3 separate regions of the Mus musculus genome follow, and regions 2 and 3 are each linked to region 1. A link is a loop called in an ENCODE intact Hi-C map of the cell type or tissue named here. Cell type or tissue: left cerebral cortex. All regions are shown on one strand.

Region 1 (8,000 bases):
CCCTAACAGCAGTTTGGTGGGACCCTCTGGCTCACAGATCTCCTGTGGGTACCAGAACTTAGTTCCAGGCATCTTCTAAGTAGTCTCCTGGATAGGATCAGATCTTCCAGTGGGACAAGGTTATGTATCTCTGTTACCTGGTGTCTTAGTTAGGGTTTTACTGCTGTGAACAGACACCATGACCAAGGCAAGTCTTATAAAAAACAACATTTAATTGGGGCTGGCTTACAGGTTCAGAGGTTCAGTCCATTATCATCAAGGTGGGAACATGGCAGTATCCAGGCAGGCATGGCACAGAAGGAGCTGAGAGTTCTATGTCTTCATCCAAAGGCTGCTAGTGGAAGACTAACTTCCAGGCAACTAGGGTGAGGATCTTATACCCACACCCACAGTGACACACCCATTCCAACCAGGTCACACCTATTCCAACAAGGCCACACCTTCAGATGGTGCCACTCCCTGATCAAGGATATACAAACCATCACACCTGGCAACACAAAATTTATCTATAGAAAACTTCACTGCAGTGTCTCTGTCTGGGATCTCTGTGCTGGGACCTGGGCTCAGCTTGTCTCTCTATTCATGTCTGTGTGATGGGCTCTGGGCTCAGCCTGTCTGTGTCTCTGTGATAGAGTCTGGGACTCTGGTAGTGGCTTGGTTTGCTGACCAAGATCTCACTGATGTCTGGCTTACGCTCACTTCCTAAGCATCTCTTCTTCCAGCTGTTTGGGAGTCAGATGAATCCGTCTTCTGTGGGATCCTCTGAGCTTCAAGCCTCTGTTAGGAATAACCTGATGAGTTTAGGCCCCTCAGGAGATTGACTGTATCCATCAGAGCCCACTGACTTAGGGCCTCGGTGACATCTGCAAAGTCCTGTCACCATTTTAGGGTGATGCTAGTGAGTCCCATATGTCCTGTCATCTTGCTCTTTTGAGTCCAGGGACAGTGTCCTGCATGGTGACCCATCAGGGTCTGTACGTCTGCTGCAGGACACCAGTGGTTCGGTGCCGCCACTCCTGCCTGACCCCAGCTGACCCTGCCCGTCCCTGACCCTGCTAGTGACCTAGTACACGGGTCATGTCACTGCCTTCTGCACTGGCTTGGGGTACCCTTGTGAATGTCAGCTTTCTGTCTGTGACTACATAAAATACCTGAGGCTTTGCACTTTTATTAAGAAAACAAATGTACTCACCACCCAGCTTGAGGGGCTGAAAGCCAGAGCTTGAGCAGCTCTGCCTGTTTGGCTCTGTCACTGTCACCATGTGGCAGATGGCACCATTGTAGACACGCAGGTAGGAGGAAAGGAATATTTGACAGAGGAGATCAGAGGGAGATGGGGACTTGGCTCACTCTTTTATAACTGCTCACTGTGTGAGAGCTAGCTCACACTTACCCTTCCTGGGCATGTCCCCACTCCATCCTGGTGACCATACCTCAAGCACATGAGACCATTGGGAACAAGCAATGATCCCTTCCATGACCTTTCCCTGGGCTAAGACTGAGGTAGTATACAGTTTGGTTCTCCCACCAGCTGCCAACTTCCTGTTCAACCACACGCAGCTAACCATCTCCAAGCGATGAGTCAGAATTCCAGCAGCTTCTGGGCTGGCCCTGCCCCTTCCTCTGTTACCCGTTAGTTTTTCTCTTTCTGCCATTCTGAACTCAGGCACCCACAGCTTTTATAAACAGGCGTCACACTCTCTTGTCTTAGTGTTTCTTTTGTTGTGTTAAAGACACCATGACCAAAAACCTCTTGGAGAAGAAAGAGTTTATCTCATGCTACAGGCTTGTAGTCAAGGCAGGAACCTGGAGGCAGATGATGAAGCAGAGGCTCACTCCTCACTGGCTTACTCCTGTGGTTTGCTCAGCCTGCTTTCTTACACAACCTCTGCCTAGGGGTGGTGACGCCCACAGTGGGCTCAGCCCTCCCACATCTATTGTCAATCAAGAAAATGCTCCCCCAACCCCCACCCCGACAGGCATAGACCAATGTGGTGGAGGCATTTTCTCAGTTGAGGTTCCTCTTCCCAAATGATTCTAGCTTGTGTTAAACTGACATAAAATTAGCCAGGACACTCACTTTTCTATAAAAGACAGCTGCACTGGGAGTCCTCAGTTTTTCCCTAGACCCTCAGGCATTGTGCAATTGTGTGTCCCACCTGTATCCCAAATCCAGAAATCCTGGGACTACAGAAATTCTGAGTCGGGGCTACAGCTGCTCAGGAAGTGCTGATTTCTTGGTTGTGTTTTGGCCCCTTTGAGTGTGTGAATGAGTGTGTAGAAGTGATCACCTCTGTAATCCCAACCCAACGATGAATAAACGCAGTGCAGCAACTGTGGGGATTATATGTCCGAGCCCCCACATGTGCACACACACACACGCGCACACACACAAGCACACGCGCGCACACACACACACACACACACGCACGCGCACCCTTCTGCATGCTGAGGGCGGCATTCCTGTGCTCTCTGGGCAGAGTGTGTGTGTGGCCTTGCCGAGGTGCAGTCTGGTCCAGGCTACTTTGGAAGGTCACCTCAATCCCCTTATTGCCGAGGGCCTCAGCTAAGATGCCGCTGCTGTTTTCAGGAGAGGAAGATTTTCTCCATCTATGGACACTACCCTGTCATCCGGGCCACCTTGCGAAGAAAGGGCTGGGTGGAGAAGAAGTTCAATTTCTTCCCCAAAGCTCTCCAGAACCTTGGAAGTGAAGGTAAACGGCACATGGGTGGAATACCTTGTCCTGGGAAGGGTTTGTTTTTTGGTTTTTGGTTTTTTTGGGTTTTGTTTTAATTAATTAATTTTTTAAAATTTATTTACATTTCAAGTGTTGTCCCCTTACCCGGTTCCCCCCTTCCGGAAACCCCCATCCCATCCCCCCTTCCCCTGCTTCTATGAGTGTGTTCCTCCACCCACCCACTCCTGCCTCCCCGCTCTCTATTCCCCTACACTGGGGCATCTACGAGCCTTCATAGGACCAAGGGCCTCTCCTCCCATTGATGACTGACAAGGCCATCCATCCTCTGCTACATATGCAGCTGGAGCCATGTGTACTCCTTGGTTGGTGGTTTAGTCCCTGGGAGCTCTGGGGCTGTCTGGTTGGTTGATATTGCTGTTCTTCCTATGGGGCTGCAAACCCATGAAGGGTTTTTTTTTATATACACACATGGCCAATAAGTCAGCCATCCTAGGTGTGCTGACTCTACGTACCCACTGGCATCCGTCTTCGTGTATCCCCTGCCTTCCCAACCTCACACATCCCAGACAGCCACACTCTTAATATGGTACCAGTCACTTTTTGGTGTCCCCATGCCCACACCCCACCCTAGCCATTCTTCCTCCAGGTCCATCCCCCACCAAGGCCGCTCCTCGGTTACCCATAGCTCAGACCAGTCCTTCCCAGACTCATGCCTCAAGCTTCTATGGCCTTCTGCCTTGAGGGTCATCTGGTCTTCAGCATCCCCTCAATCCTGACCCAGCACAGCACAGCACAGGTGGGATGGTACACAGGATGCTGGAGGGAATGCCACGTGTGGCCTCCACAGCCGCTGCCCCCGGGCAAACCTCACTTGGAGCTTTTAGTAGACAAATGGCCATCCCTCCATAGTGGAACGCCAGCCCTCCAGGAAGTCAGGTGAGGTACCCGAGTATGGTGGCAGCAATATGTCTCTTGTGTTTTGTTTGCAGATAAAAGTGCTGAGACCAAAGAAAATCAAGAAATAGCCTTGGAGAGATTCGATGATATCCACGATGTGATGGTAGGCCGCGTGGCCTGGTATTGGGGTATAACATGGCTTTTTTAAAGTAAGACAGAGCACGCTGTTACAGAAGTAAGACTCCTGTATGGAAACATGGTCCCTGGGGCATCTGGCTTCCCTGCATCCTGCCCCTAGCTCCTGCATCCCACAGTGACTAGCACAAGTAGAGGTCTGTGTGGCTGCGGACTGAGATGCTGAGAGGTGGGGTCAGGGGGTCCGTGTATTACAGGATGGAGGCAGGGGGCCTGGCCAGTGATCAGATGGGGTCTCCAGTAACACAGCAGTTGTACCCCAGTGGCCCCTAGCCTGACTCCTCTGAAGCTCTCCTGTATCTTCTATAAAGAAGACAAAAAGGTTAGTCACAAAGTGGAACTTTTTCCCAGACATGTAATTTAAAAGATCAGGTATCCAGAATGTCTGTGTATATCATGCATAATGTTTGTTTTAAAAAACCAAATAAAATGGACAGAGAATAAAATGACAGGTGGTCAGTCGATAAACGCATTAGGTTTATGGAGTTAATTCGATTTTTGAAGGCAGCTGTGCAGTTAATCTAATTTATTCTTCTGTGAGTGCCGGATCCTGGGCACTTCCCCTGCTCTACCGTGGAGAAAAGCTGCCTCCTAGGGGTTCTGGTAGAAAGTTCCCTCTGGACCACACTTCTGGATCTCAGAGCATCACAGTTACCTCCAGTCCGCAGAGAGCACATGTCTAAGTCTCGCATGGATGCCAGCCTGGGAGGAGTACAAATTTACCTCCAGCCCCCAACTGAGAAAAAGCAGCTGGCTTCTGGACAGCACACACCCTGTGTGGTTCCGGTTGTCCTCATACCACCACGTGTGGCCCTCAGGAGCCATGTGACCTCAGCTGAGATGGAGCCTTCAGCCAGAATCAACACAGTCTGTGTCCCACCCCCAACCCTCAGCTATGTCCCAGCATGTCAAAGACACGGAGCCCTGGATTCTAGATGTTGATAGATGGCTCTTCTTGCCAGTCCAGGTTGGTAAAGAACGAGATCCCATACCTCCTCTGGACTATCAAGAGGGATGTTGTGGACTACCACAGCCTGACCTGTGACCAGATGCTAAATCACTACGGGAAGACAGCATCATTCACAACCAAGGTGGATGAGAGGGCCTGGGCTTAGTCTGAGTGGGTGGGCCATCTACAGCTGGGAGAACCAGAAGGTCACATACAGGCTTCTCCTGGGGACACTCTCCCCCACACACCTTCTATCCCACATGCCCACCTGCACCCACGTTCCTCCCTCTGTCTCTGGGTACTCTCAGTGCCATGGATGACCCCTTCCCAGGGAACATGGGCTGAGTCAAACATGGGTCCCCAGTGGGATTCACTTTATGTGAGGCTGCCCCCTGAGGGGCCTGATACACTGCTCTCTCTGGAGATTGGACTCTGCCTGAACATGAGAAGTCTGCCTTGGTACGTCCAAGCCAACCCGAACACCTTCTTCCCACGGTGCTATGGCCTTTGCACTGAGAGCGAGAAGCAGGAATTCTTGGGTGAGTGACCCATGGCCTTCTGAGGTTTATCGCATGTCCCTAGGGCCAGGACTACATTTGGTAAGGGCCAGCCTGGACACGTCCATAGGCCATGTTGGCAGTTTGGTAAAAACCACCTGAGGCAGACAGAAGCTAGAGTGCTAAATATTCCGATCTTGGCTCTGAGGGGACACAGCACTGGCTCAGAGCAGTACCACCTACTTCTGATCTCTGGGTGGATACCCTTCTGCTCAGAGCCTAGGTTCACCTCGAGCCTAGATTGGCAGGATGCACAGCTGTGCTGCTCTGCCTATGTGCTGAGTTCAACCAAGATCCCTCAAGAGGGGAGAGCTACATTCTAGATGGTCCACGGGGTCCAGAGAGACCCCTTAGATTTCTCAGAGGATCCTAGTAGTGTTGTGAGGGGAGTACTGGGACTATCCCCCGGGTCTCTGAGGGGTTGGGGGGGGCAGTGATGACAGAGAACAATGGAAAAGGGACGAGGAGAGCAGTAGCTGGATGGAGCAGCTGTTGGGACTGGGTGTGGACAGGTGCGTGAGCAACAAATGGGGACTCGCCTGGTGAGGGAGGCAGGGAGGCCCACACGGCAGACTCTGCCGCCTCTCTGCTCTGGGTGGGCAGTGGGAGCGAGGCCTTGGTGTCCCTGCAGATGACTTCCGGCGCACGGTGGCTGCCAGCATCCTCAAGTGGGTAGTCCTTCACCAGAATTACTGCAGCAAAGTCAAGGGCAAGAGTAAGAAGGAGGAGGCCAAGAACAGTGACCCCAGCCCCAAGAAAGGTACACAGCTACGGGGCGGGACCTTGATGCCTGATGGGGTGTGGAGACTCTGGTCAACCGGAAGGGTCTTTAGCTGATGAGGCGGAGTGTCTATGGCTGATGGACAGGTTGGGTGCTGTGGCTTTGGTGGTCCAACAAGCATGGAGAAGGAGAGCGTGCTTCTTCTGATTTAGCTCTGATTCTCACGTCCTATCTTCTGATTTGACAGTCAGTTAAGACCTTGGTCATTCTGTTTGCAGAACATATCCAGTACCAGGCACCATGATTTCATGATCACACTAAATCCTGCTCCCCAGGGGCAGTGTCTGGCCAGTGATCATTGCTGTGACCCTCCACATGGCCCCTGGAAGGTCTGTGTGATGTAGCAGCAGTACTGTGTGATGTGGGCACCCAAGCAGTCTCCCAGATTTAAGGGTTTCTGTTGTTGATGCCATTGTTGTTGTCTGCTTTAATAAAATTTGTGGGTTCTGGTTCTTCTTCTTCTTCTTCTTCTTCTTCTTCTTCTTCTTCTTCTTCTTCTTCTTCTTCTTCTTCTTCTTCTTCTTCTTCCCCCTCCCCCTCCCCCTCCCCCTCCCCCGCCTCCTCTTTTTTCCTTTAAAACAGTTTTAGGCTAATGGCAAAATTGAGCAGAAGGTACCTTGGTTTCTTATCCATCCCGGTCCTCATGCACTCCATTTGTTAAAGCAGTTGGAAAGTAAACTTTGGCATGTTCAAATCTTTAAAGGATGTGTTTGAAAAGTAACTTGTGAATACGGCAGCTTCGAGATTCGAGTGGAGGCTTTTGTGGAGTGGATGTCAGTTGGCTGTGGCTGAACTTTCTGAGTGGTGACAGTCAAGGCATGTAAGGAAGGGCCACGGCTGCTTACGCCAGGCTGAGGCAATTCTTGCAACTCCTGGCCTTTTTTCTTGTCTCCATGACTCTTCCTTTTTTAGGATGTCTATGGCGGGGGACCTCACAGTCAGCAACCTGTTCACACCAGCTTTGTTTACTTAGAAACAGACTGACGTTTCTTCCATGTTTGCTGCTTTGTGGTTAGGGCTGAACAGTTCACCATGGTGTGTGCTGGTTTATCTATCCCTTCACCCACAGAAGGACTCTTCTCACAGATAAAACTGCTACAGACCTCTATGCACAAGTTTGCACAGCCATAAAATTTCAACTTCTTTGAGGAAATAAAGAGGAGTGAGTAAGATTGGATGCTACAGCAATAACTCATCAAGCCTTCAGCATCTCTTTTCCAGGATGACTCACATGCAGATACCAAGTGCCCATGTAGCGGACTTTAACCATTGGCTAGGTCTGTAGTAGTGTTACACCGTGGTTAGGTCTGTAGTAGTGTTACACCGTGGTTAGGTCTGTAGTGGTGTTACACCGTGGTTAGGTCTGTAGTAGTGTTACACCGTGGCTAGGTCTGTAGTAGTGTTACACTGTGGTTAGGTCTGTAGTAGTGTTACACTGTGGTTAGGTCTGTAGTAGTGTTACACTGTGGTTAGGTCTGTAGTAGTGTTACACTGTGGTTAGGTCTGTAGTAGTGTTACACTGTGGCTAGGTCTGTAGTAGTGTTACACTGTGGTTAGGTCTGTAGTAGTGTTACACTGTGGTTAGGTCTGTAGTAGTGTCACACTGTGGTTAGGTCTGTAGTAGTGCTGTTGTTAGGTCTGTAGTAGTGTTACATTGTTGTTAAGTCTGTAGTAATGCCATGCTGTTGTTTAATTTGTAGTTCACTGGTGACATATGACATCAAGCATCATTTCATATGTCATTTGCCAGTGGGACATCTTCTCTTGTGATAGGTCTGTTTTTTAAGTTGGGTTGCTCCATTTTCTTACTAAGCTTCTTTATTTGTATACTTTTGATAGTGTCCGTTTATCAGATGTGTGCAGATGTTTCCAGTCCCCCTCTCCCAGTCTTTGGATTGTCCTCATCCCATTAAAAAATGACT
Region 2 (8,000 bases), 140 kb before region 1:
CTTCAAGGAAGCTCTCCATTTTTTTTTTTTTTTTATAATGATGGCCACAACCATTTGGCTACCAGCCAGATGGAAGAAGGCTAAGCAAGACAACAGTTAGCATCTTGAGAAGTCAAGACAGTTTTTCTAGTTTAAAAGACAAAGAAGCCTAACATGGAAGAAAGTGTAGTAGAAACTTAACAAGGGGTGGTATCCTGGTGACAAGGGTGGTACCCTGGTGACAAACCAGTTCATAGAGTTGTGGATCTTTACTGTGTTACTGGGAGGCCCAGGGTTGGGGGCCAAGAGTCCCAGATGGTGCAGAGGGAAGAGTGCCACACTGACCAAAAGGGACAAAGGCAGTTTCAGACTACAGTACAGCAAGGTTAACAGACTTCATATCTGCCAATGAGACACTGCCTACCTGGCAGCCACACACACACACACACACACACACACACACACACACACACGCGCGCGCGCGCGCACGCACTCCCATAGTCATACATGTGTGTCTGTGCACATGTGCTTGGGTTCCTGTGACGGCCACAAAGGGCAGATTACCCTGGAGCTGGAGCCACAAGTGGTTGCAAGGCATCTGATATAAGTGTTGGAAACTGAACTTAGGTCCTCTGCAAGGACAGCACCATCATCTCTCCAGCTTCCCTAAACTACACAGTCTTAGCAACATGTCCAGGCATTGGTGCCATGCTAGTGGGTTTCATGAATTATAGAAGCTATCTCCTCAAGCAAAATAAAACAAACCATCAGTCATCATGTACAGGTCACTTACAAACAATGAAAGATTTGTTTTATATATGTTGCTTTAACAAAGGTGTGTGTGTATGTGTGCCGCAATTGTGTAATTATCATACATCCCACAGGGGCTAAGCAGTCAGGACAGGAACACTCAGCAGATACAATGGTCCAGGCTAAAGAAAGCTCTTTAAAAATGACAAGTCTGCTGGAAAAATCTGGCCCCTGGGCATAGTAATTTTTAAAAAAAGATTATATTACCAAACATGTATATTTGTGTGTCTGTGTGTGGCTCGTGCCCACAGGGGAGAGATGCCCTGGGGGCAAAGTTGCAGGTGGTTGTACACCAACAGGGATCAAACACCAGTTCTTCTAAAAGCAGTACCCGTGGGGCATGGTGGCGCACGCCTTTGATCCTAGTACTCAGGAGGCAGAGGCAGGTGGATCTCTGAGTCTGAGGCCAGGCTGGTCCACAGAGTGAGTTCCAGGATACCTAGGGCTATACAGAGAAACTGTGTCCTGAAAATTTAAAAAAAAAAAAAAAAAAAAAAAGACCTCTAGGTTTTATAATGTTAAGAAATTAGAATATTTTCGTTTTCCTTTGGCTACAGCAAGAAAGGATGATTCTGTTTTCATGTGTACTGAGGGACATGTGTTCTGGAAAGAACTGTGTCAGAATGGGGGTGTGGTAGGATGACAGTGGTACCCACCACTTCTGTCTGCATACTTGTTACAGCTTCCAGGCTCCTGCCTGCCCTGGCTTTCTCTGGTCCTGCTGTATGTGACTTAGGCGTCTTTCTGGGTATACTCAAACCTCTAATGTGTGTCCAGTATGAAAATGGGGCCAAGCCTAAGCACTATCAGTCTTCTACAAGAAGAACTGTGGTAGGGCAGAGGGTGGCAGAGACCCTGAGACAGCCTCAGAAACCTTATGTTCCTGGCCTAAGGCTGGCTGTCTTTACAGAGGCAAGCAGAGCTTACTTACCATACTGCTCCAGCCTGGGGGCCCCCTCCTCCCTAGTCTGGAACCTGTCCTAAAACACAGCCTGGACATTTTATATAAAGGTCAGCACATCTGGGAACTGCCGTGGCTGGCTCAGAGCCTGTGCATAGCCAAGTCAACAGTAAACACCCTGGCATCTGTGCCTGGAGCTTCACCCTTCACCTTTCATTAACAGAATTAAGTGCTTCAAAGAAACAGGAACAAGGAAGTGTGGGGGGAGGGCTCTGAAGAACCTGCCTTCCAGGACAGTGTTAGGGACCGTCCCTTCCACACCATGGAACCCCATTCAGGGGCAGGGAGGGTAACCCAAACAGCGACTAACAGTGAAAAAGGAGAGGATAACCCTTGGTCTGGCTAAAGACACGGAAGCAAACCAGTATTACTAACAGCAGCACCAGGCCGCAGAGCATGAGATGAAAACTTAAAACATCCTGTATAAGTGGGCGGGCCAACCAGAGGCTGTAGCAAAGCCAGCAAATGGGAAAGAACCACGTCGGCCATGCCTGCCCTGCCCTTTAAGAGGTGGGGCTGCCCCAGGTTTGCAGTTGGCTTGGTAGATCTACCCTTCAAAGCTCATCCAGGGTGCCTCTGAGCCTTCGAGGGGTATGGAGGCTACCAGAGTTGGAACATTGGCTCCAGATAGCCTTGGAGAGACTCCCTGGCTGGCCCATAGCAGGACTAGTTTCACCTCTGGTTATATGGCAGGTGGAGGGGTCCACAGGCTGGTCAGGAGACAAGCCCTGAGCCCTTGAATCATCAGACACACTCGATACAACCCATCATCTAGAGCAGGGCCAGCTGGGAGGGGTGGTCAGGCAAGAAGGCTACTGACAGCCTCTCCCCACTCCTTAAGCCAGAAGTCTGTGATTCTGGGTACCCGGCACTATCAAATCTACACATTTTCTGATCCTTTGGCTTCCTGCCTGTCAGATGTACCTCCTCACCCTGATCGTTATTCCTGGCTGAGCAACTGAGGTAGCCCTCCACTTCCATACTCACCTAAGCACCCAGCCACTGTACCTCCACAACATTTGTCATGCATCCTTCTCAGACATAGTCACGCCGTAAGAAGTATCTTCCTACTGCCCAACCTCCCCAGGGACCAAATCTCTTCATAAATCCCCAGTCAGTTAGCAGACAGTTTCCAGACCCATTCCCAGCCAAGACCACACTGTAAACCTTCATAGCATAAAGTCAGAGAGCTAGGATTTCTGTCAAAGAGGCCTCAACCAGCATTTCCTAACAAGCAGGGCCGTGTCAACCAGCATCCCCGAATGAGCAGGACTGTAGGGATACTTTTCCAGGCCTGCTACCAACCAGGCTCGATGCTTCCATATGCTAAACAACAGAACTTTTAGCATCTGCTAAATTTCTAGGGGAACTAGCCTCTGAAAATTTCCAGTAGTCTGCAGTTTTAAGAGGGAAGGGTTGGCTCAAAGAGCAGAAAAGGCCCACTCATGTCAGGGCCCACAAGGAGGTATGGCCCTGGCATACTAGGTCCAAGTAACTGGAGCCACGTCAGTCAAGCTCCCCACCTGCCCAGCCCCACAGCCGTCTCTCTTCTGGATCTATCCATACTAAGTGTGTTTTACCCAAATCCATACACCGAAAATATGAGGCTCAAAATAATTACATCAACATGCAGAGGTTTTAAGAGACGACTGAACTCAAGTGAAGCCATAAGGCAGGACCCACGATGGGATTGGTGTCCTTGTAAGAGACACTAAACAGCTATGAGGACACAACGAGAAAGGGCGACAGGACAGGCAGAGCCTTCATCAGTCACCCGAAAGACTAGCATTAGACCTAGGATTGCCAACCTTTAAAGCTATACTAAGAGGAATAAACGTTTAAATTTCTCAATCCACAAAACCCTGTTACCACCCTGATCTGACACACCCATCAAGCTTTTCAATCTCTTAAAACAAAACTGTTTCTCGGATGGCAGCTTGTTTCTCGGATGGCAGCTTGCTCCCCACCGCTGGTCCAAAGCTGACCGCGATCAACTGGAAAAACTAGACAAGCCTTCACTGTCTACTCAGAAAACCAAGACAGCAAGAAATGACAGGGTGTGCAAAAGCCCTGGCCTCCTCTGGTCTGTCTCTGGGAGCCCAGCCACTGCAGGACCCGGGAAAACCTGCTCAGGCAGGACATATTTTACCTAAGTGTGGCAGAGCTGAGGGCCGGAAGAGGAAACAAACCCGAGGTGAAGAAGCCTGGCCAGCTCTCCCGGGGACCTGGTTTCTGTCCACCTGGAGATGCCCCGGAGGAGCCTGCAGGCTCCCGGCTAGCAGTCCACTGTGCCAGAGCCCTGCTGGCATCCTGCCCCCAGTACCACGGCCACCGCAAGATGAGTCTTCCTAGGGCGACAAGACAGACAAGGAGGCCCAGGGACAGCTGCGTCGCACAAGACCAGCGGACCTCCAGCCCCTCCGCTTGGGGAGCACGAAAGCTTGGAGACTGTCCCCACTTCTAAAGAAGCTCTTGACGTCCCAAAGCCAGCGAGGGCGCTTCTGAGCCTCCGGGGTCCTCTCGGGGACTCCCGAGCCCAGGAGCAGAGCCCAGGAGCATCTACACCGTCCTGGGTCAGCCCGACCCGGTGAGCTCCGGATACCCTGGTCTTCGCAGTCCCCACCTGCAGCCCGCGCCCTCCCGCCCGCGCCGTCGAGGCGCGAGGAGCCCCGGCCCGCCCGCCCGCCCGGTCAGGCCACGGCGTACCGAGAGAGGCGGCGGCGCTCCTCAGCCGGCCTCCATGCGCGCGTCGCCGGGCTGACGGGCTGGGCCGGGGCGGGGCGGGGCGGCCGGACGGGCCGGACGGGCCGAGGGTGCGGGCCGCGCAGCATGCCGGGAAACACCTCCCAGGGCCGCGCGCGCGAGGCCCCGCCCCCGCCGGGGTCTAAGCGCAGGGCTCCGCCTCCCGGCCCGACGCCCCCAGGTCCTAGAGCGCAACTCCAGTTCACCGCGGGGTGCTGGGCCCCCCACAGGCGAGTCTGTGTGACGGGGCTGCGTTCTTGAAGCGTCCGTCCGCACCACGGCCTGGAGTCTAGGGAGCCGTCAGCGCACTGGACCGGGACAGAAGCTAGGGATCATACGAGGCGCCCTTCTGGTTTCCTTGGAGAATCGCATGCCAAGTGGAGAGGCTCAAGGGCAGAACTAAAGGGACAAAAGCTGGCCCAGTCAGCCCCAGGCCATCAGGACTTCCTACGTGTTCAGCTGCTTGTGACTGAGAGCCCGGAGACTGCGGAGGTCTCAGGGTGGGCGGGGCCCCAGTGACAGCAAGTGCCCAGTATCTTAACGCAGGCTTCAAACTCACCAGTCTCCTAGGGCACCTTAAAGGGTAGGGCAGGGAGAGAGGCCACTTGGCCCACTCAGGCCAGGTCTCCGGGCTGCAGGTCCTCCTGATCAGGGTTGATGAGTGGATGAGAGGAGCCGGGTGAGCCCATAATGGACACGTCTCCATTTGAGTACCCCAAGATAGGCTCCTGTGAGAGCCAGGCAGTGACGACCTGGAGCAGGCCCTGGCACGGGCCCTCCAAAGGGGAAGTAATCTCTGCCTAGTTCCCAGCTGCCCCATCCAGCCCTTTCAGGTTCCAAAGGGTTACAACTCTGGCCCTGATTTTTGGAGACCCTGCCTTGACATTGTACCTGTGAATGGCCCTCCTGGAAGTCGGCCACTTTGAGGAAGAGAATTCTTCCTGCACCAGGCAGAATTCCCTCCAGCAGTCTGTTACACAAGAGGCCCGCATGGAGACTACTGACAGGTATTTCCTGCCAGCATCTTCTTACAGCTTCCTGGTCTCCCGGAGGGCCTGGCCTCAAGGGGACCTCTGCCTTCTTTGCTCCTTAGTGAAGCACCATTCATCCCCCCCCCCCCTTGTCCACTACTTTGATGTCTGTGTTCTGTGGCCTCTTCAGGCCTCCTCAGCCCCATTCATTCTGCTTAACAGAAGACAGGGGTGGGCTTAGAGCTGAGACTGCCAGGCCCACTCTACCCGTTCACAAAGCACAATGAGGCTCCTCTCTGAGTACCCGTACTGTTTGGTTGAAAACCCCACTGATAGGCTAGTGTCAGGAAGGGGCCTGGGTTCTAGCCCTGGTTGGCTGGCAGTGTTCTCCCTGAGCCTGTCCTTTTTCTGTGGGCAGACCATGGTGCCACCTTTCCTGCTTGCCTGTCTAGGGGAGTGGTTCTCAGCCTTTCCAATGTTGCGGTCCTTTAATAGCTCCTCATGCTGTGGTGACCCCCCAGCCATAAAATTCTTTCGTTGCTGCCTCTTAACTGTAATTCTGCTATGGCTATGAATCATAATATCTCATGGGCAGGATATCTGATACGAGATATCCCATAGGTCGAAGAGTGCTGGACTAGGGGCAAAGGATGGCATGACATTTTTCATTAGATGCTGACCCTGAAGTGCCAGAATTCTATTTTGGCTAAGTGGCTGCTGGGGATGAAAACCAGAGCTGCCCTATAACCTGCTGGTGTCTATGGGAGCCAGAAATAGGAACCGGTGTCTGGAGGACATGCCCAGCCAGGCTGCCGGGGAAACCACGGCAGGTTTCAGCTGGGAGAGACCAGGCCCCCCTTACATCTTAGGCTTTGCTTTGGAGGAAAAAAAAAAAAAAAAAAAAGCATGGCCAGCTTGAGTTCTGCTTTCTAACAGCCATTCCCCAGCCTGCGTTGCTCAAGCAGGTTCTGTGGCGCCACAGGATGAGTGGGTGACGTATCAGAGTCGGCAGATGGAGTGCACCTTGGTTTAGCAGAGCAGCTGCTGGAGGGGCTTTTTGAGGTGAGCCATGCAGGGAGTCAATGCATGTCAGGCTTGCAGGGAAAGGCTTCAACATGGCCAGAGGAGCCCAGAGTCCTTAGAAAGAGAAAGGAGCTATCTGAAGCTATTGGGAGTAAATAGAGGGGACTAGGTTCCTAGTCAGGGGTGTGGCAAGGAGAGGCCAGGTTTGAGAACAGCAAAGACCATCATGAAGGTCCCACAGAAGTAGAGCCCCAAGTTGGCAAGCCTTGTCTGACCCCAGGGATCGGAAGGATACAGGTCCCTGGCCATCTGTGTCCAGGAAGGGGACTAGCTCATAGAGCCCTGGGAGCAGAGGACACTTCCGAGGAGTAAGATGACATTTAGGCCCAGTACCCACCATGTTGCCTGCTTCTTCAGGACACGACTTGAGCCCCTTCCCCAGAAGCAGCCCCTTGCAGGTCAACTCCACAGGGCAATACAGCCCCAACCCCTCCCACACAGCACTCTTCTGAGAGGTCCCTCTAGGTTTTATCCAAGAACAGAGGTGAGAAGTGGCTGCTTTATTGGCTTCAGTTCTCCCAAAGAGCCAGCCCCTTGGATCCAGTGCGCCCAGCCTTTCCCATGTCTACTGCGGCTCTGCATAAGCTCCGGGGCAACACACGCACACAGCCACTGTCTGGATAGTCTACGGTCAGTGGCACTTGGGAAACAGGACCTATGAAGAAAGTATTGCATCTGGCCTTGGTACCATGCAGACCAGTGGTTCCCTAGGGTCTGAGTGTCTCCCCCTCTGAGCCAAGTCCCAGGGTGTTCAGGCTGAGCTCAAATGGTGGGGAGTGGGTACAAAGCATGCAAGAAGGAAGATTATGTACCACGCGTAGGAAGCAGATGGATATGTGAACAGGGAGAGCCAGGGAGCAGGGAAGAGGCCAGCACCCCGAGGTTTCTGGGTTACTTTAGCTGGCATGCCTGCTCATCATCACGTAGGGGCCAATTTGTGGTCATAGGCCATCGGACCAGGGATTGTCTTCTCTAGGGGAACGAGCAGCCTCGAGGCAGCCAACTTTTCTCCCAGGGTTCCTATGGGTCTCAGAAGTCCCTTCCTAGAACGTGTGGGAATACTGAATTCGGCCTGGAATGCCATCAGTTTGGAGAACAACATGCCTTTTCTGTACTGAATTATTTGGGATTTTGGTTTGACTTTGAGATGGTCCTGTAGCCCTGGCTAGACTGGATCTAGTTATGTAGACAAGGCTGGTCTCAAACTTGGATAGTTGTCTGCCTCTGCATCCCTAGTGTTAGGATTAAATACTGTGCTGTCCTATCTGGCTATTTGCTGATTTCTGATCCTCTGACCTGGAGCTTTGGCTGGCTCTGGACAGGTGTTCTTCTTCTAAGGCAGGCTGCTCCGTAGAGCTGGCAGGTGACATTATGTACGGTGCCCATCACCTCCCCTTCCCCACACTCTGTCTCATTTTCTACCTACCTCAGTCACTCCAAGGTGGAAACTAGGG
Region 3 (8,000 bases), 150 kb before region 1:
AGCCCTGGATATTCTTAAACTCAATCTGTAGACCAGGCTGGCCTCAAATTCAGAGATCTATCTCTGGCCTCTGCCTCCTGAGTGCCGGGACTAGTGGTGTGCACCACCATACCCAGCTGACATTTTTTAAAAATTGTAACTGGGTTGATGCTTGCAATTGGTGGGCAGAGGGCAGTGGTGCTGTCACCACTGTCCAAGGCACAGGATGACCTCTACTCTAAAGCCAGCTAAGTCAGGGGAATGGGCCTCTACAGTGCAGCAGTTACCATCTTTGGCCCCTTTCCATCCTCGCTGAGGCCAGAAAAAGCCAGAGGCCAGCAGGGGCCATGTGTGCTGAGTGCTGATGACTGACTAGCCTGGGTACAATAATATGGAGAATCCTAAGATCACACCAGCCACCTCCTTGTTCACACAGCCCCTGCCGGCTGGACACCAAGCTCAGGTGAAGGCAAGACAGGCATCTGCAGAAAGGACTGGACTAATGAGTCAGGCACTGCATTGAGAAGCATCTGGGGCTGAGTCCTGACCACAGCCGGGAGCTCTTGCTTGTTCAGGAGCCGGGTCAACATCCTGGCTGCATAAGCATGGATCGCGTATGCTCTAGGAGCAAATGCATGTAGATAGGCCTAATGGACCCCAGCATTACCTTATGAAAGTGGGAGCTATACGCAACACAACCGTGCACTTTTCATATTTTGGATTACCATCATAGAACACGTCTCGCATCACTGTAGACTCAGACGTGACGCAGGCCCCGGCCCTCGTGGTGGGGATTCCCAGGTGAAACATGGCTTCGCTGCACAGGAACTCACGGATGCTTGACCGCAGGACTTTGCGACCATCGGCTTGTCTGAAATCAAACACAGGCCAAGGAGCCGGTCAGGCGGAGGTTATTCTGAACCAAGCTTCCCAAGAGCTTTGGGGTAGCCGTCATATGACTAAAGCTAGGTGAAGAGAGACCTCCCCTGTCCCCCCTCAATGCCCCCCCAGCCACCTTCAAGGCTGCAGTTTTGTCCTCACAGGTGTTACAAAAACATCCCTACAGTAATTAATGCATACTACCCACCAGCACTGCCCGTTGTCATGGGAAACAGAAAACTGCAGCTACAGAGGCCCAAGCTCATGAGTAAGCTGTTAGCGGTTCTCACAGGACTCAGCCTGTGCCAGTCCCTGAGGGGAGCATAGTGAGGAGTGCTGTGACACGCAGTTGCTGACATGCTGCACATCTCACACCCCTAAAGGAAACAAAACTACACAGCCACGTGCCTGTGTCTGGCTGGCGGACTCAGTAGGGTCTGAGCCACCAGTCACAGGGACCTAGAGAACAAAATGAGACAAGAAAGCTACAGTTTATGGGTAGTTTTTGTACTTGGACTCTTCCTATACACTGGGCCTGTTTTGTTTTTAGCAGAATATAGTACAGTACTGGATGCCCAGCACAGTGGCTACCTGGGCAGGCTGCATCGACAGCCCCTCCTTGCCGGAGTAATGTCTTAGGTTCCTAAACCAATAGAGGACCTTGCCTGGAACGGACCAAACTGATCAAACATGCTGTTTATATATGGCCCGGTAATCTCAGTGCATGGAAGACAGAAGGGTCAAAAGCTGAAGACCCAGCTTGGTGTGGAGGCATGTGTGCTCAATTCCAGCACTTGGGAGGCAGAGGTAGATGGATCTCTGCAAGTTCAAGGACAACTACGGTTTTGAAGTAAGACCCTGTCTCAAAAAAAGCACAACATAGTCTATGCTAACCTGGTTGGAGTCTAGTTAAGAGCAGAAGCCACTCACCCATCTCAGGGCTCTAGAAGCCCCGACCCGACAGCCACCTCCAACCTTAGCCTCAAGTCTTGGCAGTGTTGAGATGAGAAACCCTGACACACAAGGATGAGACCTAAGCAAGGGTCAAAGGGATCCCTGACTTCATGGAAACAGCTGACCTCAGGTGTGGAAATACCAACTATAAGTAAATCAAGTATGAAAAGCACCACTTGGGCTGGAGAAGATGGCTCAGCGGTTAAGAGCACTGGCCGGGTTCAATTTCCAGCACCCTCATGGTAGCTCACAACTACAACTCCAGTTCCAGGGGATCTGACATCCTCACACAGACACACATGCAGGCAACTCACTGATGCATAGGAAATGTTTTTTAAAAAGCACCTTTCATGGCTGGATATGTGGTGCAGTAGTAGTCTAGGACACATGAGACTCTGGATTTGATTCTTAGCATCAAGATATTTAAATATAAGGAAGCCTTTCTGCCGGGCAGTGGTGGTGCATGCCTTTAATCCCAGCATTTGGGAGGTAGAGGTAGGCAGATTTCTGAGTTCGAGGCCAGCCTGGTCTACAGAGTGAGTTCCAAGACAGCCAGGACTATACAGAGAAACCCTGTACAAAAAAAAAAAAAAAAAAAAAAAAAAAAAAAAAAAAATTCAATATCAAATTATCCTGACACCAAGGGTCTACACACCTTTGGTAACTGGTGAACATAAATTATCAAAATGCAAAGTTCAAAGCTGCTCACAAAATGAAGAGCTGAGGAGCCCTGGAATATACATCTGCCGTATATTTCCAAGAGCCTCTGAGAAGGTTGGTCCAGTGAGCAGCAGGGTGCCAGCGAGACCATAAATCTGGCTTGGGGGTGGAAAGATGAGGAAGAAACCACTATGTTGAGAGATGAAGACAGCTTGGCATTGGGGGATGGTTGGCATGTTAGTGACTGGTGGAAGAAAGGATGAGAAGCAGATGTAGTGAGAAACCGTAAAAGCCCAATTTCCTGTTTCTTAGTCATCTAACAAGCATCTAACCTAAATAAATCATATAGCGAAAAACAGGAGCAGAGCCCCTAAGACCTGTCTGTACCTGGGTGGCAGGACTTAATTAAGAAGAGCTCCTTGGGCTGGAGATGTGGCCCAGCACTGGCTGCTCTTCCAGAGGTCCTGAGTTCAATTCCCAGCAACCATCTGTATGGCTCACAACCATCTATAACGGGATCTGATGCCCCCCTTCTGGTTTTTCTTTTTAAAGAGTTCCTTGGGGCTAGAGAGATGGCTCAGTGGTTAAGAGCACTGACTACTCTTCCATAGAACCCAGGTTCAATTCCCAGCACCCACATGGCAGCTCACAATTGTAACTCCTGTTCCAGGGGTTCAACTCTCACACATGCAGGCAAAACACCACTGTACAAAAAAAGGGGGGGGGGGAGGAGGAGGAGGAGGAAGAAGAGTTGTTCCTTTGGGCCTGTATGGTTTTGGATCCACGACTGTATTGGACACTTGTGGTACTCTCCATTGGAAAACAAGAACTATCCACTCGTGTGTGTGGGTGGGTGGGTGCATGTGTGCGCGCGCACGATTAGAACTGACAGGCTTGGGAGAATGGTCACAGAGAAGGTGGGTATAAGAACGGATTGTGCCCACAGTCCCTAGACAGTGCGTAGAGTCTGCTAGAGGCTGGGCAAGTTGAGGAAGCATACTGTTTAAGTATGGTTCCAGATAATAGGTCTGGATACCAGCCCAATGCATTGCTTCTGAAAACTAGACTCTGGGCAAGATGTTCAGCAAACAGTATCATTCGGGGAACTGGTTCCAAAGTCCGCGTTGTGTTTCTGAAAACACATCGGACAGCCATTAGAGGTGTGTCCCCTCCACCTGACAGAATTGGCAGATGGAGAGAGATCTCTCTGAGTGTCAGCCAGAGAGTAAGCCCGTTCTTGCCACTCGGCCCTTCCCTGCCAGTTTCTTTGTCTTCCTCCACCTAGGTCCTAACCATTCATGGAGTTTGGACGTAGGGCTGTCCCTACCCGGGCGAAAGCGCCACTGGGCACCTTCCCTTTTCACCCACGCGCGCAGAAGGGTGTCGCCTCCGGGAAGTTCTCCGGGAGTTCCGCACCTGGAGAAGGGCGTGGGGCCGGCGCCTTTGAGCTGCAGCTCCCAGCGCTCGCCGGCCGCTGTGCACACCTCGCCCAGGTACATGGCGGCACCGTCGCCCAACTGCCCAGCGAACTGACCGAACTGGTGTCCACAGTAGCAGTGCGCGGCGGGCTCGGTGCCCGGCAGCAGCGCATTGCCGCTGAAGAAGAGCGCAGCTTCGGCCTCGACCTCGGCCTCCTCGCTGGCCTCGAGCCCCAGCAAGGCCAGCGCGGGCTCTGACAGCGCCACCAGGCGCGGCCGCCGTAGCGGGGCCGGCCGCGCACGGCTGAAGCAGGCTCCGGGCACCGGCCGCGGGGTGGCCAGGGAGTCCTCCGGCCCAGGCGGCGGCGTCTCCACCGGCAGCTCACGCAGGGCGCGGTTGTCAAAGCGCAGCCCTGCCAGCCAACGCGGCGTGGGCTCCATAGCTGCAGCCCAGGCGGACCGGGGCGCGGACGACGGAAGCGCGAGACCGACGCACCGTGGCCGGGTTCGGGCAACCGCGAGCGAGGCCCCGACCGCGGCCCTGACAGAGGCCATTCGCCGCCTCGCCGGAAGCCTGCTCGCCCCGACCGGAAGTTTTCCCCCACCCAGTTAGGGGCTGGTGGGAGGCACGCCCAGAAGCTTGGTTCTGATTGGTCGCCTCTCGTTTGTCCACTTCCAGGCTACGAGCCGTCGCAGAGGGTGGACCTAAGATGCTGTTTAACTTCTGGCACCTGTGCACCAGGCCAGCCGAGGTCCGAAGCTCCCACCCAGGTGACATATGCCAGACTGGACTACTCCAAGTGTGCCTACAGGCTGAGTGATGTCCCTAAAAAACTACCAGGCCCCCTCACCCCTTAACTAGAGGTGAAGCCAAGGCCATTCCCTGGGTGCTGTGGGTTTGAGTGGTACTGTCCATCACATGCATAGAAACAGACATGGAATCTTTTGACTGTTTTATTCAGACAGCTAACAATCTAAGACAGTAGTTTAGCATCCTAAAGATGTGTCTTTCATCTCCTCTTTATCCAGCCGATTATATAGGTAAGTAAACAAAGCCAGGCAGTCATTTCAAAGTTTACTCTCGCCTCTCTGGTCAATCTTGTCTTAGATTTATGGTGCTGATGCTTTGCTCTCCATCATCTCCTCTCTGTAGCAGGGTTTGCAAACACTAAGAACCCGAGTCCTGCATCAGCTGTTTATATGACACTATTAACGTGTGTGTGTGTGTGTGTGTGTGTAGATCCCTTTTTAAAATAAAGTACAAATATGTTTTTATAATGTGGAATATGCAGTGCCCTGCCACTAGGACAATTTTTCCTCATCTGTTCTGTCCAGAGAAGGGCCAGAAGTCCTGGTAATATTCTTGGGATCCATGGGCTAGGTGGGAATTGGCCACCCAAGATTTGCTACAGGAATAATTTGGCTGGGCAATGGTTCCAGCTGGGATTCTGAGCCTATCTGAAACCTGGCTCTGCATGCATGCTAGGTCCTCTGTCCCCAAGTCCTTCCCTATTGGTGCCTCAAGTTGTATTTCCCTTGTACACAGCATCTCTCCCTGAAGTGATAGCATTTCCTTCTCTCTCCATTCTGTGCCTGTCACTTGCAATCTAGGTGGCTATGGATCTTGGTGGTGGAGAGGTAGGCAGCATCCAGTGCTCAGGAAAACCTGTTAGTTTCAAACAGGAGACTCTGAGCACAAATGCACGCATTCCTTCCTGGCAGTCTTTCTCCTTTTCAGCCTTTCTTCAGTTCTACACCTCAAGAATTCATCTCTGGAAATTTTCCTAGGGCCATAGTGGGCTTCTAAAACTACAATGAGGCCAGATGTGGTGGCACATGCCTTTGATCCCAGCACTTGGGAGGCAGAGGCAGGTGGATCTGAGTTCACGGCCAGCCTGGTCTACAGAGCGAGTTCCAGGACAGCCAGGGCTACACAGAGAAACCTTCTCAACAAAACAAAAACTGAACAAACAAGAAAATCCACTCCCCCCCTCCCCCCACACACAGAAAAACAAAAATCCTGCAATGAACCCAAATGTGGCCCTGGAGCTGTTCGATCACTGTCAAATCCCCTCTCCCTCTGCATGGGCGGTGAGAAGGTGGGTAGGTGTTGTTTTCTGTGACAGAGCCTGTAGTATCTTAGCCTTGGCCAGAGCATGTGTTCTTCCTGCTGCCACTAACACAGACGTCACTGACTACCCTCAGGGTCTGCCTTGCTCTGGCCTGGCAATGATATACAACTCTTTCAGCCTCAATGCTCCTAACACAGGCAAGAACAACCTACCTTAAGGATCTTCTGATCCACTCCTACATTCCTCCCCCTCTCCCACTGCCAGGCAGTAAAGTGTGAACCAGAGGGTGTACAGGTGCTGAGCACATGTAAGGCTCATCTTGGCTGGCACACAGATAACCTTGCTAGGCACTAGTGAGCACCAGGGTCCAGCCTCTATACTTTGCTAAGGTGGGTAGTATGTCCCCTGGCATGCAGGAGTACCCCCAGCATCCTGCAGACCTGGGGACAGATGACAAAAGAGGAAGCCAGTGCCCCATCGCCTGAGTCCCATTTCCATACACTTCACAAAGCGGGAGCTTCCAAAATTAAAATTTATTTCTTTCTAGGGAATGAGTCCACAAGTGTGAGACAGAGTACACAGCCAGCCAGCCCTGTGTCCCCACCCAGCTCCGTGTCTCACCTGATTTGGCAGCCAACACAAGGACAATCAATGTGGTCTAGGTCTTGCCAGGCTGTGCCATATACTAGGAGCCACAGCCTGTACACATGAATGGCTGGCTGCACACAAACCAGCCGTGGCCCATAGTGGGTGCCTACTGCCCTCAGTGCAGTTTGGGCCTCTCACCTAATGCACAGCAATCAGGCTAAGGTCCTACCAACACCAAGGGCAGCCTTGCAGGCTCATATCTGAGGCAGCCCCACGCCACTCTGAGCTGTAGTGGTGTCTAGCAGGGGCTGGCCTGGACCCCCAAGCCGACTCTGACACACACTGCCCACTCAGGGCACACAAACACAAATAAAAAGATGACTTCTTTGTCCTCACTGGATTTAAGGCTTGTATTTCCTGATATTTGCTTCAGTTTGTTTTCTCTTTGACGTCAAAATTACCTGAGTAAAAAACTTTTTGACATTAAAAAACAAAAACAAAAACAGAAAACAAAACCCCACAAAACCAGACTCTCTGCAGGCAGAGATGCAGCTGGCAATGCCACATGCATGTCCAGGCCAGGCCAGGCCCCACACACCCAGGAGGGAGGTGCATGGCCACTCAGCCCCAAACCCACAGTGAGATGCACTCAGGCCCAGATGCTCCTGCCGGCCAGAGCACAAGGCACAGTGAGGTAGGTAGAGCAACAGCTTGCCAAACCCACCTGGGGTTAAGGGTGGGGTGTCTCAGTGCCTCCCCCTCAGTTTCTGGTCCTTTTGGAACTAGGCCGCTGGGTCCTGACACTGCGGTTGGCCCTGATGCCCATAGGTGGCCCCACAGTGTGTGTGTGGGCTGCTGGGAAGCCTGGGCTCAGACAGTTAAATATTCTTTATTTGGGTGGGCTGGGCATTGGGAAGGCAGGGAAAGCCTGGCCTAGGCCCCCATAGGGGGTGGCTTGGATGCATCTGTCCCCAGGGACATCCCCAGACGGGCGGCGCCAGCTCCTCGTGAGCACCCCACTCGGCGCAGAGCAGAGCCCCCAGGTGCAGTCTCTTCCTTGCACGGTCCTCCTACCGGCCTGGCCGGGCTTCGCTCACCCTCTGGAGGCAGAACTGTGCAGCAGGCAGTGACAGGACCAGGTTCAGGGTCCGACGGCCCATCCAGTACAGGCTATAGCCCAGGAGACCAAAGAAGGCCGCCTTCACAGCCACCCGGGACACTCTGCCTGAGATGGACGGTGGGGGGACTCTGTGGAGGGGACAAGTATGGTAGGCCTAGCTGCAAGTGCAAGCCCAAGGTCTTCCCCTGTGTGGGTCACCACCATGTGCAGGTACAGGGACTGGGGGTGATGTGGGGAGGCACTCACGTCATGATCTCCTGGATGTTGAGGTCGGTACTCCAGTTCTTCTCAATGCCAGGCACATGCCCCATGCCAACGACGCCCACAACC

What was found. Hi-C counts contacts between places; a loop is a spot of excess contacts. Peaks named below come from ENCODE experiments on the same cell type or tissue, not always from the same donor. Only the 100,000 strongest peaks of a DNase experiment are listed, where the experiment ranks them.
Region 2: it touches region 1 in a loop (2.1-fold over the local background); 3 of 42 quality-filtered maps call a loop at or near these places.
Region 3: a loop joins it to region 1, with 2.8 times the contacts of the local background. A loop is called at or near these places in 2 of 42 quality-filtered maps.

What each region holds. Positions count from the first base shown.
Region 1 is chr15:88,930,717-88,938,716 of GRCm38, reverse strand. Ttll8 (tubulin tyrosine ligase-like family, member 8) reads left to right here. Exons shown (of 12, transcript NM_172818.3): 3 at 2,591-2,714; 4 at 3,689-3,759; 5 at 4,754-4,882; 6 at 5,165-5,279; 7 at 5,929-6,057. Among named protein-coding and RNA genes, the nearest start is that of Ttll8, 20 kb to the left of the region's middle. In left cerebral cortex, a CTCF peak has its summit at 4,374; DNase peaks (open chromatin) are centred at 1,252, 1,620, 1,824 and 4,382.
Region 2 is chr15:89,072,598-89,080,597 of GRCm38, reverse strand. It overlaps Trabd (TraB domain containing), which reads right to left and starts at 4,534. Exons shown (of 10, transcript NM_026485.2): 1 at 4,457-4,534. It overlaps 1810021B22Rik (RIKEN cDNA 1810021B22 gene), which reads left to right and starts at 4,744. Exons shown (of 4, transcript NR_040417.1): 1 at 4,744-4,984; 2 at 6,400-6,525. It also overlaps a transcript of Panx2 not described here. In left cerebral cortex, a CTCF peak has its summit at 4,744; DNase peaks (open chromatin) are centred at 4,678, 4,949, 5,769, 6,466 and 1 more place; H3K4me3 peaks cover 3,148 bases; H3K27ac peaks cover 2,102 bases.
Region 3 is chr15:89,085,554-89,093,553 of GRCm38, reverse strand. Trabd (TraB domain containing) reads right to left here. Exons shown (of 10, transcript NM_026485.2): 9 at 7,917-8,000; 10 at 6,479-7,798. The coding sequence ends at 7,621. It overlaps Selenoo (selenoprotein O), which reads right to left and starts at 4,516. Exons shown (of 9, transcript NM_027905.3): 1 at 3,889-4,516; 2 at 647-850. The coding sequence starts at 4,445. In left cerebral cortex, no CTCF peak of the experiment used is centred here; DNase peaks (open chromatin) are centred at 2,664, 3,379, 3,741, 4,517 and 1 more place; H3K4me3 peaks cover 1,801 bases; H3K27ac peaks cover 1,593 bases.